2 separate regions of the Homo sapiens genome follow, and region 2 is linked to region 1. The links are chromatin loops, found by intact Hi-C in ENCODE. Cell type or tissue: GM12878. All regions are shown on one strand.

The links. Hi-C counts contacts between places; a loop is a spot of excess contacts. Peaks named below come from ENCODE experiments on the same cell type or tissue, not always from the same donor. Only the 100,000 strongest peaks of a DNase experiment are listed, where the experiment ranks them.
Region 2: it touches region 1 in a loop (4-fold over the local background); 2 of 110 quality-filtered maps call a loop at or near these places.

The regions. Positions count from the first base shown.
Region 1 is chr5:89,430,614-89,438,613 of GRCh38, forward strand. The region is part of intron 8 of MEF2C-AS1 (MEF2C antisense RNA 1); the gene reads left to right. Among named protein-coding and RNA genes, the nearest start is that of LINC02161, 150 kb to the right of the region's middle. In GM12878, a CTCF peak has its summit at 4,960; DNase peaks (open chromatin) are centred at 4,928 and 6,028; H3K4me3 peaks cover 1,150 bases; H3K27ac peaks cover 5,046 bases.
Region 2 is chr5:89,339,629-89,347,628 of GRCh38, forward strand. All of the region lies in intron 7 of MEF2C-AS1 (MEF2C antisense RNA 1), which reads left to right. Among named protein-coding and RNA genes, the nearest start is that of LINC02161, 240 kb to the right of the region's middle. RefSeq lists an enhancer at 3,213-3,262. In GM12878, no CTCF peak of the experiment used is centred here; DNase peaks (open chromatin) are centred at 2,593, 3,143 and 4,223; H3K4me3 peaks cover 408 bases; H3K27ac peaks cover 4,701 bases.

The DNA.
Region 1 (8,000 bases):
TTTACCTAAAGTGCTTACTTAAATATTGAAAGGGTTTTCAAAAATACACTATAAAAGTAAATTGAGAAACAAATTTAGCTTTTAGGAGGAGAAGAGAAGAATATGCGAGAACTCTTTTAATTAATACTAATATGTTCATGGCTGAATTTTCAATGTATACTTTAATTAAAACTCAATGCAAATATATTTTGATATATATATATAGTATATAATTTAAAGCCATATTTGTACAGATAGATTGGATAGAAAATGTTTAAATGTTGTTATAATTTACAAAATGTTTAGATGCATAGATAAGTAATAGAAATGATAGTTATCTTCAGGAAATTTTAGTCTTGGGTATTTAAATTATCATCACACTTTTGCCATCATCATTTAGAATTTTAGTCTACAAACAATTAAAGATCTATGAATGAAACATGTAACCAAGTGTATAATTGCGCTTGTGGTGGAATATAAATTATCAGTGGAAATTTAGTGTTCTGATGAATCCTTAGGTGGGGGAAAAAAGGAGATAAATAAATGGTGGTAGAGGAAAAGGTAATCATGAGAAGGAGGAGTAAACTAGTAAGTTGGTTTTCTGTACATATAAATCTCTGTGAAGGATGAGGTAGGGCCATGATTTTGGAAAGAGTGGGGAAGGAATAAATAGAGATAAAAACGTGAGCATAAGAGAAATAAAAGGGTACTGGGAATTTAAAAAGCAGAAAGAAGTGAAGAGCAAATTGAAGTAAGAACCATTCCAAAAGAACCACTGTCTTGAGTAATCAGTTTAAAATAACATCAGTACAATTTTATTTAACCTTTAGTTAAAAGTCATTTCCTACCACAGAACCATTTTTTGCTGGTCCCATGGGTTATCTCCTCAGATTTAATGGAATTTCTGTGTGAAATGTATGTACAACCTGTAGACTAATTTCTATGGTTACGTTTCAGTGAAGATTAAATATTTAGTTTCATCAATAATATTTGTAACCACTTTGAGAAGAAAGACCCCATTTATTTTATTATTTTTGTTTCTCCTTTAAACAATTCATAGATCCTTCATAATAATTCATGTTTCTATAGGGACATTATGATGGTTTTCAGATCTTCACGAATCATTTACTGGTATTCTGCTAGTTGTCAGGAGAGTTTTAAAAGGTATATAATTAATTTAATCCCCATTAATTACTGTAACTTCAACAGGCTTTTAAAAAATATTATGATTTAAAATGATGCTGTGATGGAAAGAATCATCAAGATTGGCTGAGGATTGGCAAAATAAGTAAGATTTTATTTAAACAACTGAAAATTGTTATCATCCATTACTATTTAGCAACAAAATGGGATATTTACTAATCATCAGTTTGACTAATTTCAATATCATTGAATATTGATATTTAATAATTAACTAACTGAAATTCCTTAAAATAATGTCTATCTGAATTAGAAAATAAAAAATATATAAATATATTTAATCTTGTTAATTTTGATATGATCAGATAATTAAGTTTTCTAAATTGATTCTTAAAGAATCATCTTTAATAAGAATGCATAAAGTTGTTTGTAAATTAATAGAAACAGTTTTGAAGTTAATGGTCCTAAAAATAGTAAGTTTTCCTAGATGTTACAACTGTCTTTTATAATTTAATGATCAAATTATTAATTTACTCAAACTATTTTTCCAACAAAATTAAAGGTAAACTTAAGCTTCTGGTTCAAATTGATCTAGTAAGTTCAAATCTGTCTGTATTTTCTTTGCCTCAGATTCTCCTTGAATTGACAGAAATGGTGAATTAAAATGAAAGAGAACATGACACTATGGAAAGAAAAAATAAAGTGTACCATTAGTGAATCAAAATTTTATAAACATTTGGGACTACTAGATGGGGGAGGGTGGCAAGCGGGCAGGGGTACTGTTAGGTACCAAGCTTACTGCCTGGGTGACAGGATCATTGGGACTCCAAGCCTCAGCATCACACAGTATACCCAGGTGACAAATCTGAACATGTACCCTTTAATCTATAATAAAAGTTGAAATTTCTGAAGTAAATAAGTTAATAAATAATAAAAACTTATGAGAATAGCATAAGTGAAATATGATTGGTAGGGAAATAAAAGAAGATGAAATTTAGCAGAAGTCATTAAGAGACCTCGAAGGTGAATCAACAAATAAAGAAGGCAGGGATAGGCGAGGGGGCAATCCAGGGTCATTTTTTAGACAGCTATTTTCCAAAGAGCTGGGACAGTAGAACTCTTCCTTTCCATACAGGTGTAAATAGAGCTATGGTTTGGTAGCAAAGGCTTTTGTTCCAGGGCTTAAGCCCAAGGACTATTCTCAAAATGAAGTGCAAGTGGGTGATCTTTATAACAAAATTATCTTTGTGAAGATGCCGGGGTCTGACAGACAAGTGGAGCACATCCTAACATGATTTTAGCCACACAAACACACACACACACACACACACACACACACACCACAAAATAAGTTTAAAATAAAAGGCAGAAGAGCACTTCTTTTGGTAGTAAAATGCACTGGACTACAGCCTGTAGGAGGCTCCTGCTCTGAAACCTGCAATTTTTCCCAGGGGCACTTCAAAGAGACTGGCTGTGAAAACATTCCCCTGACTTCCCTCACTTACACAGAACCTTCACTCAGGCTTCTCTTTCAGGTGAGAGGCCTCACGGGGAAATGGTAGTGAACAGAAGCAAACAGAATATGTGTCAGCTACCTGTGCTATTCAATATAGTTCATCATTTATAAATGTGACTACACATCCAAGAATCTTGAGAAAGTTGAGGTAAACCAACCATATGAAAGACAAAGTCTAACATGAACAACAAAACAAACCTATCCATTTGTCATTAGGGCTAAGGGAAGTGGTGTAAAAGACTTTTCAGCAGCGGGGAGAGAGATTTGATATTATTTGAACCTTTTTGGAAGGTTATTTGACTGCAATTGTGAAAATTAATTTCAGGGGAGCTAGACTATAAGAAACCATTGAGAAAGTATTTCAATGATTCAAAGGGTTTAATGATCATTAGAGAGGTGTGCTGAAAGGACATTCATGAATATAAGGGAAGTTTAAGAGGTAAACTTGGTGTGGATTAGAAGCGGGAGTGACAGAAAATCAGGAATCAAAGTGACCTACATTTTTGGCTTATCCTTTCACCATCATTCTTCTCATTTTGGAGGTCAGTGGCTTATTTTCTGACTTCCTGAGCCAAGTTATTTAGCAGGTGACTTTGTCCAATATGCTTTCTGCTGAAGCTGTGAGCAATGTACTAATGTAAAGATGGCCTTAGGTGTGTTAAATTCACAAGTATCTGATTTTGGCACCATGTAATGTCCAGTAGACCAGTTTGCATTAAGTGTCTGGATATAGTGTTCCCAGATCCCTTCATAAAGGAAGAATAACTTTAAAGTACAATAGTAACGTAAATCAAAGAAAAACTTGACTTTGTAATAGAATAATTTTGACAAGGTTTGAGACTGTTAATTTTATATACACGTGCTTGTAAGTATTTATATATATAGATCAATATATATGTAATATATAATGAATATGTATTATAAAGAAATATTTAACATCTGTTTATAATTGCTGGAAAGATCTAATGTTTTGCATTTTAGAAAGCATAAGATCCATTGTGAAATACTTTGAATATTAGTATTGATAGTTGAATATTAGTATGGATAGTTGTAATTAAGATTTTTATCAAATAGAGTTATTGTTTAGGCATATAATCAGACACACAATATCAACCCAAGTCTGTGAAATTCCAGTCTATGGAAGTGAGTTGTACAGTGTTTGGCTTTGCACTACACCATCTTTTTGGGTGTAATGCAAAACCAAATACTGTATATATGTATGTCTTGCTGAATAGATTGCTTTGTGCCTCTCTCTCTTTTCTAAAGCTTCATAGACTGTTGGTGTAAAAGGACCCCAATGCCATTAATATAGAAAGCCTTACTCTTTCTTGCCTCCATTTCAATCTAATACAGGACCCAACCCCCTGAAACATTTCCTCAATTGCATCTTGACATTCCCAAAGACTGTTTCTTGGGTTACAAATTAAACAATATACTCTCATAAATGCTTTGTGTGATATAAAATTAAAACTGTAGTTTTAATTTTAGTCCAGTTTAATTTTAGTTTATCACATATGTTCAAATATCTTTGAATCCTTACCTGGAATAACACTGATTATTTTTTCAGGGAAAAAAAAAAACTATTTTGTCATTGATTGTGTTTAAGGACCCTGAGAAGTATGTTGAGTTCCCTGGCATTCTTAAAGGCAAGAGGGCAAGCAGTTTTATAAAGGTATTCCAATAACTACTTTATAAAATCTGAAACTTCATGTTAATTTCAGTTTCAACAAAGTAGTTCACATTATGACTTCCCTAAATCTTAACCTAGATCTCGACAAGAAATTAGTTATAATAAAGAGTTAAAGAAAATATTTTAAAGCTGCATTTTGTCCTGTCTCTTAATATTTGATAATTAAAATATGTAAAATTTGCATAATATCCCTAACTTTGTCTCAGCATGTTCATATCTATTCGTCCATCATTTCTCCAACAGCACCTTTGAAAGACACAGCTAGAATCATGATCCCATTTGATTCAGGAGATAATTGAGTCAAAAAGAGATAAAATGATTTTCTGAAAAACACGGGACTAGTGAATACTAGCACCACAGCTAGGAAGCTAGGGTTATGGTGTATAAACCTCATTTATTTCATTTAGAAATGAACAAAATGAATTTTAAGTCACATATAAAGGATAGAAAAGGCTACACCAATGGTGTGATTTCAGGAACTTAAATATTTTCTCAACAACCTTCCACAGACCCTGAACTCCTCACAGTTTCAAGTCAGGCAGTATCCCCAGAAAGTCCCTAGTTGAATGCAAATACACAGTTTCTGATTTACCCAAAATCAATGTACACAATACCTTCTTTCCTGCCACACTTTCCCCACACACCAGTGCCTTGCAGCTGCTGAAATAGGAACCACAATGAAGACGAATGGGACTTTTTAGATTCTGTGGTGCAAAAAGTTAAGAATAAGAAAGCTGTGTAAATCACGAGCGTTATAGATAAAAAGATGCAGAGGCAAACATCTAAATTGGTATGATCTTCTCGTGCTAACTGAAAATAAATCTTTATGTATTATCTGAATCTTTTTTACATCAATGTATTGTTATGTTAAAGTTCTACAAATTCATGATTTATTTAGGTAGCAACTATTCCAATCACTCTCAACCTTTGGGAGTTTAAGGGATTAAGAGTCATTCACACTTTCATGAATTAGTGGAAATTAGTACTCTCAGATTGTTTCCTATTAACAACGTTCTAGGAGTCTGACATTTCTGACTTTGGAGAGTAGGGAAAGGGGCAGCTTGGAGGGAAGAAGGGGCACTAAACACTAAGTATAGTTTGGTTTGTTTTTACTTATTTTCTGTGAACTTAGAAATATGGCAACAGTTTATAAGATGATTTCTACAAAAAATTCTCTAAAGAAACTATCTTGATAGGATTGTTATTTGCTCACATGCTATATAGGATGCATAAAGTATTGACATCCTTATTACATTATAGCCCACAAGACTGAAAACTCCAGCAAACTTGTAATAATAGATGAGAATGCAAAATTTAGAAATTAGACACTTTCTAAAAATCTTAAATGTTCAGGGTCACTAAACTGTGGACTCCTGGGGACTTTAGGAGTAGAACCTAGAAAAACATACTAGAATATGTACTAGAATAATACAAAGAGGTGTAGAAGGCAATAGAGCAAAAATATATTCTTCCTCTCTATTTATACAGGGCCAGTTTTGACAAAGAATAATTTTCATGACAAAATAGACATAAAAGATATTAAGCATTATTTCTAGCCTCCATTTTCAATTTTGATTTTGTGAGGAAATTCAGGACACATGCTCAATGAAAGTGCCATCTTTATTTCAAGGAAACATGTAAACAATGTGAGAAACCTCACAAACATTACACCATAAAAGAGTGAAACACAGCTCTGTCAGTTTCATTTCGAGATTCTCCTTGAGGGAAGGAGGGAGAGAGAGAGAATAAGAACGACAGAAAGAGAAAATGAGAGCTCGATGAGACAAGAACAAACCTCAATTTGTCTAAACATCACATGAAAAGAAAACATTAAAAAGCTTGCCTGCATTTTTACAATGAAAACATGCATCCCACATTCAGTTGTCTTGATTAGCTCCAGTAAAATCTTGGTCTGACATTGCCTGTTACCCAGCATACACTTAAGCTACCTTACCTTGTTATTTATGTATTTAATCCTAACTACCTTTAATTATGACTCAAATATTTAGAATAAAAAACAAGAGGGTTGATCTTCTAAAAAAAAAAAAGTACTTCTTCCAGAAGCAAATATATGAGCTTTATCTTTACTGCTATAACCATTATATATAAAATAGTAGATGGTTGTCTATATTTAAGTGAGCTTGATAGGAAATATCTTTAACTTTTGGGGGTCATGGCCATAATATATCTAATTATTTTGTAAAGAGTGGACAAAAGGATTAGATTATTAATGTAAGAAATATGTTTTCAATCCTAATCACAATTTCAACTGGATGTATATCATTTGGCCGCTTCCAAAGGTAACTATCTAATACAACTTCTTGGCAGATATGTGGATCTACAAAATCCAGAAATGCTGAGGACAAGATTTCCCATAATATTCAATGTGCTACAAGTTCATTTTCTTACTAGAACTTTTCTTAACTGCTTGGGTTGATAGCTTAGATGTCCCAAATTACAATTGATACTAGAAACACAATATCAGAGATTCTTTCTCCACTCTGCCTTACTGTTTCCATTTTAAAAATAGTTGTATTACATTTCTGCTAATAAAAGCCTTTCTAAGGATTCTATATCATTCTTTTGCAAGGCACATTCACATCCTTCAATGAAAGTTGCTATTATCAGAGCAATGTAGTCTTACTATTTACTTATTACAACAGCCCTCATGACTGCTTACCCAGGCAAACACTAGAAATATCTAACTCATTACCACCACATAAAATAGCATGGGGTATTTTCAGAATGAAAGAGATCAGAGCATGACAAATTCTAAAGCTGTTTGTGTCCCTGTTTCTAAAGAAAAGGATGGCTATTAAACAAGCACTGGTAACTTTAACTGTCAAACAAAGAGGATAGATTAGACTCTCATTGAAAATATTGCCCAGCCAAAATCTTGTTGGAAATACCTGTTAGTTTATTACCTTTTTTTTTTTTTTTTTCATTTAAGGTCTCAACGTCAATGGATGTTTTTGGGCCATCTGATGAATGAAAACTGACCCAGATGGAGTCAGAAATCAAAAATGCCTATTGACTTATTCAGCTGGAAGTTGATCCTAGTTTCTATTTAAATCTACTGCTTAAGTGTCAGCATACAGGCTACATTCCTTATCATGGTTCAGGGGGCAGATATTTGGGTCAAAATATTTCTACTCACTCTGTAGCTAATGTGGGCTTTACAATGTTTACAAACAGCTGTTACAATAACCCAAAGATCCGAAGAAAAATGTGACACATTCAAGAATCTGACAGTTAAAAGCCAAGCATTTGTTCAGATAGCACCTTGTGGTTTGAGGTAATAAGACCCACGATCTTAATAGTATTTGTCACATTCAAGCAGCTGTATCCATGAGAGTAGAAGTGACTACCCTCTTACACACCCAGTTACTACTTTGAACCCAGGTCTATATTTTGGCTACCTTGGCAACAGCACAGCAATAACAACTGGTGCCATAATGGCGATGTCAATCCAAGGACATCTTTGGAGAAAGCAGAGGCCCTGACTTTCAACATAGAGAGGCAGAAAGAGCACATAAAATAAACTGAGAAGTTGGTGTCCATAGCACTGCTCATACACTGAGACTCTAGGATATTTATTATAATAGCGATGTTTTTACAAGCCCAGTAATTTTCTAATGGCTGGCTGTTCTTTTGTCAAAAAAACAAAAAGCCAGA
Region 2 (8,000 bases), 91 kb before region 1:
ATTTTATCGAAGTCCAAAGATGCTCAGTCAATTACTTGCCATGCTCAAGTCAATCCTGCTTAGGTATTGATCCCTGTTGCTCACTAAATGAAAGCTTATAATTGAAGCAAACTTTGTCCCTCAGTTATGAAGCTGTTGCTTTGTCCCTTTATTGTTTATATGTCCCTCCTGACCATGTCATCTCCTCTGTACCTTGTTGCATAAGATATTGCAGGAGAGATTGGGATAGATAATCTCCACTGTGTCTCCATGGAACATACACATTTTCCATAATAACACAGTACATTACAAATGTTTGCTATGAATCTGTCATCAGAGGCAGTGATATCCTTAAGAACAGGCAACTGTATTCAATTCAGTGTGGGTCCCCAGTGCCTTGCCTGGTTCCTGATCAGCACTTGATAAATGGTTGCTGCAATTAAGAATCACCAAATACCACTTTTGAACCAGATGGCCTAGATAGTAAGCTCTCTTTTCTAGAGACTGTATTTCCAGCAAGTAATATAGTCTAATTAAGTAAGTTGTATTATAATCATGTTTTGAGATGTGCTTTCCAGCTCTAGGTCTGCATTTTGACCTACTATATTAACTTACTTATTGACTGTAACAGTGAGAGTCTTGCTGGTGCAATAGTGAGGGTGCTCTTGTGAGTACCTGACAGTAAATCAAACAGCAGAGTTCTGAATGTTTATGAGCTGACAGTAGTTTGGTGGCATATGCCTACACTGAGTAAATGCAGAGTAATTTATTTAAAAATAAGCTTTGAGAAAGAGTTGTTCAATATTACTTTTCACCTTTCTTATAATCTCAAAGTAGATTCTTATTTTTTTCATTCTGAAATTTCTTAGGAAATATATTTCAAATTAAGTGTTACATTACTTTGTAGAAGAAATTACCTTTGTTTCATGTGGTTAATATCTATGAAGCCCAAAATGTGAACAAAGAGCCTCAGATATCTGGAAAAATGACTTCCTTTCAAAGTTTTGAACTATAGTACTTCAATGTTTCAAGTTGATAAATTATGAGACAACTCCTTCTTTCAATATTTATATTAAAATCTTATAGCTGTCACCATGGAACAAAAAGACCCTTTAAGTAACATTTTTTCAAGAAGTCAGTGCCTAAGTTTGATGTTCACTTTCTTGCAAAGATAATAACTTTTGCTAATTTACAAACCATTTTCAGTAGACTATCTCCTGTCTAAAAAACTTCAATGTATTAAATATTTTCATTCAATTTCTGTGTCAAATTATTGCATGGAAATAAAAATATTTTAAAAACCAAAATTATCATGATCTGCTTATTTTCTCCATATATCTAATTTATAAATTATATGTTTATAAATTTGCATTTTGTAGTTCTCATGATAAACCTATAAGATAAATATTATTATTTCTATTTTAATGTTGGAAAACTGATACTTAGATATTTAAGTGACTTGAACATCTTACAGGTTGTAAATAACAAAATTGAGATTGATTTTATTATTTTATTTTTTTCAAAAGTGAATGACCTCAACCCCTCTTGCTTAACAATTTGTGGTATAGTGTAAAACATATGGACTATGGACAGAAAAGTTTGAAGTTGGATCAGTAAGAATTGAACATTGAGTAAAAGTTTTAAAATACCTTTAATTGTTCAAAGACCAAAGATGGATTTTTGAAAAACAACATCAACTTAATACAATGTACATTTACTGTTACATGTAGAAGGACATGTGGATTATCACTGATAAACTAATATTCTGCTAATTTCTTTTTTGTTCAATTTTTTTTACAACTGTCTGTCCCTGATAGCTTTTGTTAAAACTATGTGGCAATCCTAGTTGATCTGAACTGAAATAGAAAAGGTTCATGAGAAAATAAAAAGCTAGACCAACTAAAACACAGACTGAAATGAAAACAAGATCTTTTAGGAGAACGGTCAAAAAACAATGAATTGGTCCAAAATGTAGATAAAGGAAAGTTCATTTAAAAAAACTGATCAATAATGCAAAAGTTAGATGAAAACAATTAAAATGTATTACTCTCATGGTAGTAAATATGAATTAAATATAAAAATTTGGGGACCATTATAGTGAAAGTTTGTTTCTTATTTAAACACTTTAAATTAATCCAGTATTATTATTAATTTTAGCAATATAGGATTTGTTTTCTGCTCCAACCCAATCTGGAAGTATCTTTTTCTGCAAAAATAGAGGTGTTACAAACACTCCTTATCAATACAATTTAGACAGAACCCAGAGATGGTTTAGCAAGTTTCAGGGAGTCCATCTACAGCTACAGAGGGAAAACATAATTTCCCACCATAAAAAGTAGCAGCGAGCATAGTGCAGGGTGTTTTAGATAGAAGGAAAAAACCTCCTGGCAATATAATTGATAAAAATTATGCACTTAAAGTAACTTTTGAACAGTTGCAAAAGCAAATACTGAATATCTTTTGTAAAGAGCATATGTGATCTGAAACCAAGAAGACAAATCCCAGCTACTGCTGCCCTGGGAGAAGAGCTGTATGAGGCACACAGAAGAGAATGAACATCACCCACATGCCTTTCATATATTTATAACTTCCCATTTCATGGTCAAAACCAAAAACATCTTGACAGTAGCTACTGGAGTGGGTAACTTGACTTGGTGGGTTTCCCCGAGTCTGAAACTTTATGTCAATAGTTTGATGGCAGAGATACATGGTAGTGTCTCCTTTATAACCAAAGGGACTTGTTAAATAGATGCAATAAAAGCTTACAGAAATACATAAGGCATTATTAAGTCATGCATTTCTTATACGTAAAAACTTCTGATCTTATTGTTTATTTTAGAAACTTCATGCAAATGGGAAGAAATTGGGCTGAATGCATTCACATAGTATAAGATACTATTTAAAGAGAGAGGATAGGCAAACATGAAACTGAAATTTTCATAACAAAGAAAAAGATAAAAGAAAATAGTTACCCTTTGTTTAGTCTCTGTTAGAGAACAAATACTCATAATTAAACTGTAACTGGAATCAAAATGTAGTTTGGGATAAACAACCTAACTGGCCTCCAAGATAAATTACAGTACTCATTTCTCTATTGTTGGTTTGTTTTCTCCAGTTTCACCAGGAAGCAGGACTGTGGGGATTCTGTACTTGTATGTCACCACTAAGCAGCTTCTTTCATGCCAACAAGCTTAGTAACTTGTTTGAGTCTGGCCACTTGCACACCATCTGGAACTACTTCACATTCTTATTACAAAAAAGAGAAAGAGAAAAAAAGAATGCATGATGCTGCTGTGTTGCCTTTCATTTGTAGAGTTTGCTGGGCATCTTCCTGACTCAGGTGTTCATTCCTCCTGGAGTCACCCAACCAACCATAATATAGCTGACATTAGGTTCAACCACAGAATTAGTCCCTAGAAATATGTGAGTTCTGAATCTTGTGACATTCCTCTAGATTTCCAAGAAAAAAAATGTAGTTTTATTTTTAAACATTTAATTTTCAGTCTTTTGTGGGTTTCAATTTGTATTCCTCAATTTGCTGTAATTCTTCTGAAGATATAACCAATTTGTGAGGAAATCTGACCAAGGAAGTTTGTTCTAAAGGAGAAACAGCTTACATGGTATGTGTTTTGGCTTATAGTTTGCCATGGGTTGGGATGGAGTGTAGGTAGGGTGGGGGTGAGATAGGGAGAGGGTGAACAATGTGTCCATAGAGAGCTGAAGCTCTATTTTAATCAGGGATACCCCTTTCACCAAAATGTTTGTCGGTGCTCTACTAGTTATTCGTTTCTTAGGATAAACTAAAATGAAGAAACTAATAAAAAAGGTTCTTAGGTTAAAGCTTCATCTGTTTAAAATTTGTGGAAAACATATCTATTCATGACTTTATAAAATGCAAAAGTTTTAATACACACTTAATATTTTGATCTATAACTAACATTGAATAGTTTAATACAGAAAAAGAAAACTTTTGATTATATAGTGCTTATAGTGTAAAGAAACCTCCAAGTACTCTCTTTGAAAATTATTAACCTTAACTCTCCTGCCAGATTTTATGATTGTTTCATTTTCATACCGTTGCAAAGAAAAGAAGAGACCTTCTTTCTTGTTGACCTCCCTAGAGTAGGGGGTCAGTAATTAAGGCACACGTGCCAAACAGGACCCAAGGACTTATTTTCATTGGCATTCATGCTAGTAGACTCCTCTTGAGAGAATAATCACCAGCTGCATTTTGCAACATGTGAGAATGTGTGGGTGGAATAACCACTTCCCCACTTATCTTTTGCTAGTCTCAATATCACTATGCCCCACCTGGCTCACGAGAAGAACAGGTGCTACAAGCTAGGCTCACCACTTGTTTAAAGGATGTTAACCCCCAGCTGGGCCCACAGCCCGGTACTTGGTCCATTATCAGAATATGGGAGGTGTTGTAAAGTGAGAAAAATAAAACCAGTATTTATTGAGCAGTTTATACCTGTGAGACAGTCTTTATAATCTTCAGAGAAGTTAAAGAACTTTTCCAGGATGACAGAGTCACAACAAGTTTGGGTGATTTGAACCTATAGCTTCTAATTCCAAAGTCTATTATAATTTCACTATATATATTTCCATGTCTTCCTAGAAGAAAACAGCTATTATTTTTCAGAAGAAATATCTTAAACTGTTATCCTCAGAAAGCAGTGTTCCAAAGGCTGATAATTTGTCATAAAAGAAGTGTGTTGTGATAAACTGTTTGGAGATCTGTGAGTTAAAATTCAATCTCTCCCCACATAGACTTCTTGGAGCCTTTAGTATGTAAAAATGCATTGAGAATCTTTGAGAGAGATCAGGATGGCTAACTTATTTTCATGTGATGCATCTGTTAATACCTCCTTGAATCTGTATGCTACTGAATGGCATGGGAACTGCTTTGAAATGTCTAGGAAGTCCATTCCACTTATCATGGGTGAAAAATGACTTTGTGCATTTGGATAATAATTATAAATGATATTAAAATAATCATTTGTGATATGAAAAAATAGAATAGAGAAAGATTATTTATCTATGCACTACAAAACTTATTAGTTGAGTTTGAGGTGACCTATTTATTTGATATTTGAATGTGACATCTTTATTTTCTCAACAAAATTTTAATTGGCAATGTGTTCTCATGGCAACAAAACTTATCACAATTCCAAACAAAGAATGAATGTGTAAGGACTAAAGAAAGCTTTTTGTGAATACTGTTCTACTTGCAGGAAACTGTTAATTTATTATTAAAAGACAATTTTTAGTGCCTACAATAAGCCATCCATGGTAGTAGATGTAGAGAAGAACTTAACATGGCCTTTGAGGGCCTCATTGCCTAAATGGAGAAACAAGTTTACTACAACAAATAAAACAAGCTCCTTTTGAGAGAAAGTATCAGCCTATGTTCCCAAACTAGCCCATATCAGCTGCCTATATTACATAGCCAATTCAATGGTAACATTATTCTTGTGGCCTGCTGAGGATTCAGTAGAAGTCAAAATTTGTCATGAGTTTTCTGTGTTTGAGGCAAAAAATATTCCTCGCTCCCAGTGTTCTTGGTCATTAATGATCTTTGTAAAAATTTTGATCAGCCAGCTATTGGTTTGTAGGCTTTTTGTACCCCACCCTGAAAGGTATAGGTGCTCCTTCATCTATCCCTGGGACCTGGGTGTGGATGAGGAGCCCAGCCTGTTGTACCTGATAGCTGGCTGCAGACTGTCCTCAGAGATCTTTGCTTAGGAACACTGGATCCCACTTCTGTTTTCTTATATTCTACTCTTCCCTCTGCTCCCTCATGAATTTGATTTTGTGGATACCCAGTGCCTTATTTGGTAATAATACCAAATACCCCTAATTTTTCTACTGTATTCTTTCTTACATGTCATTGCATGCTTTGTTTATGGCAGGGTAACCTGTACCAACACCCAGCTTATAGACACAAACCTATACACAGAGAACTAGGGAGGACTGAAAAAACCCTTAAGAAGAAAACCTTAACTCTGTCTGGAAGGTCAAGAAAATATCAATGAGACCGTTTAAGCAGTCTTGGGAAATGAATGAGAATTGTGATAGGTAACACTGAGGGTGGTAGTTGGAAAGAAGACATTCTAGACTGAATGAACACCTTATGTAAAAACACACAGTGAGAGTGGTGAACAGCAAAACTGTTATATGACTAGAACATAGAATGTTAAGGTAGGATGTGGTTGAACATGCCAAAAAGTGTGCATAAACACATGGACATTAAATATCAAAAAGATTTTATATAGAAGTAACAAATCATATATAAATCTTAGTAATTTTACTCTGGCATTGACTTAGAGGGTACAAATTGAAGGTAGGTATGCCCTTATTTGAGAAATTATGTGAGTCTGAACTTAACAGTTGAACCAAGATTGTACTACAAACATTATGATGTAAACATTAGAAAACAGGATTTTTTTTTGCTTTGATCAAAATTGTATATTCAGCACCCAGAAGAGTACTTGGCACATAAATTGAATGACTGGATAGCCAGGAGAGTACTCATTATTTAGCTGGCCATCCATCCATCCATCCATCCACCCACCCATCTATTCATTTATATGTCCATTTGTTCGTCAATCTCTCAAACACTAAACACCTGCATTGTGCATATCCTAGGCCTTGAAAGAATGCATAAAGTAGGGATAAAATATGGAAAAGGACATAAACTTAGAAATATGAATGTTTAACAGTGGGATGAAGAAAAGGATCACTGAAAGAGGCTGTAAAAAAGCAGAAAGGGAGGAGATGAAACTAACAGTTTGTTAAAGTGAGAGCTAAAGTTATACAAGATTTCATGAATGACAAGGTAATTGCCAGTATTTTCGTGCTTAGATCAGGTAATGATACTAACTGATGGTCATTGTCCCTCGGATTTCTTCTATTTTTTATTGAGATATAATTTACAATCAATAGAAAGAACAGACTCTAAGAGTATGTAGTTCAATGAAATTTGGCAAGTATATACAATTGTGTTACATACTTATCAAAATATGAAATACTTCTGTCTTTCCCCAAAGTTCTTTCATGTTCCTTTCCAGTCAATTCCTCCCACACAAAGCTGAGCAGTGCTCAGATTTTTTTCACCATGATTGCTTTTGTCATTTCCTGTCTCCTGTCCTATCACATGCGTATTGGACCCTTGACACTGTGCCCTAACTCACTGTTTCAGTGGTTTCCTCTGTGTGCTTTAGACAGTTTTATTAGCTGATCTTATACAATATCCACTCTGCTGTTAAGCCCATGCATTTGAGATGTTTACTACAATTATATTATTTTTCAGTTTTAAAATTTCTACTTGTTGTTTTCTTTTCCTAGTTTGTATTTCTCTGTTGAGATTTCCCATCATTTCACATATTATCTGTTTTTAAAAAATCCTTGAATATATTTATATTAACTTTTTTTTTTTTTTTTTTTTTGAGACAGAGTCTCACTTTTTACCCAGGCTGGAGTGCAGTGGTGCAGTCTTGGCTCACTGCTAGCTCTGCCTCCTGGGTTCACGCCATTCTCCTGCCTCAGCCTCCTAAGTAGCTAGGACTATAGGCACCTGCCACCACACCCGGCTAATTTTTTGTATTTTTAGTAGAGATGGGGTTTCACCGTGTTAGCCAGGATGGTCTCGATCCCCTGACCCTGTGATCCGCCTGCCTTGGTCTCTCAAAGTGTTGGGATTACAGGCGTGAGCCACCGCACCTTGCCTATAATAACTATTTTAAAGTCACTGTGTGCTTATTCCAATATCTGGGTTATGCATGGGTTTGTTTTTATTCACTCAAATTCTCCTGGCTATGAGTTACATTGTAAAATTATTCTTTGTATATCTAGTAAATTTTTATTGAATTTTGCATATTGTGGATACTATATTTTTTACAGTGTAAATTATAATGTCTTCTTTTAAAATGTTGAGATTTGCTCTAGCAGGCAGTCAATTTGCTGGCAGCTCAACTTGATCCTGTTGAGGCTTACTTTCAGGCTTTGTTACAATTGGT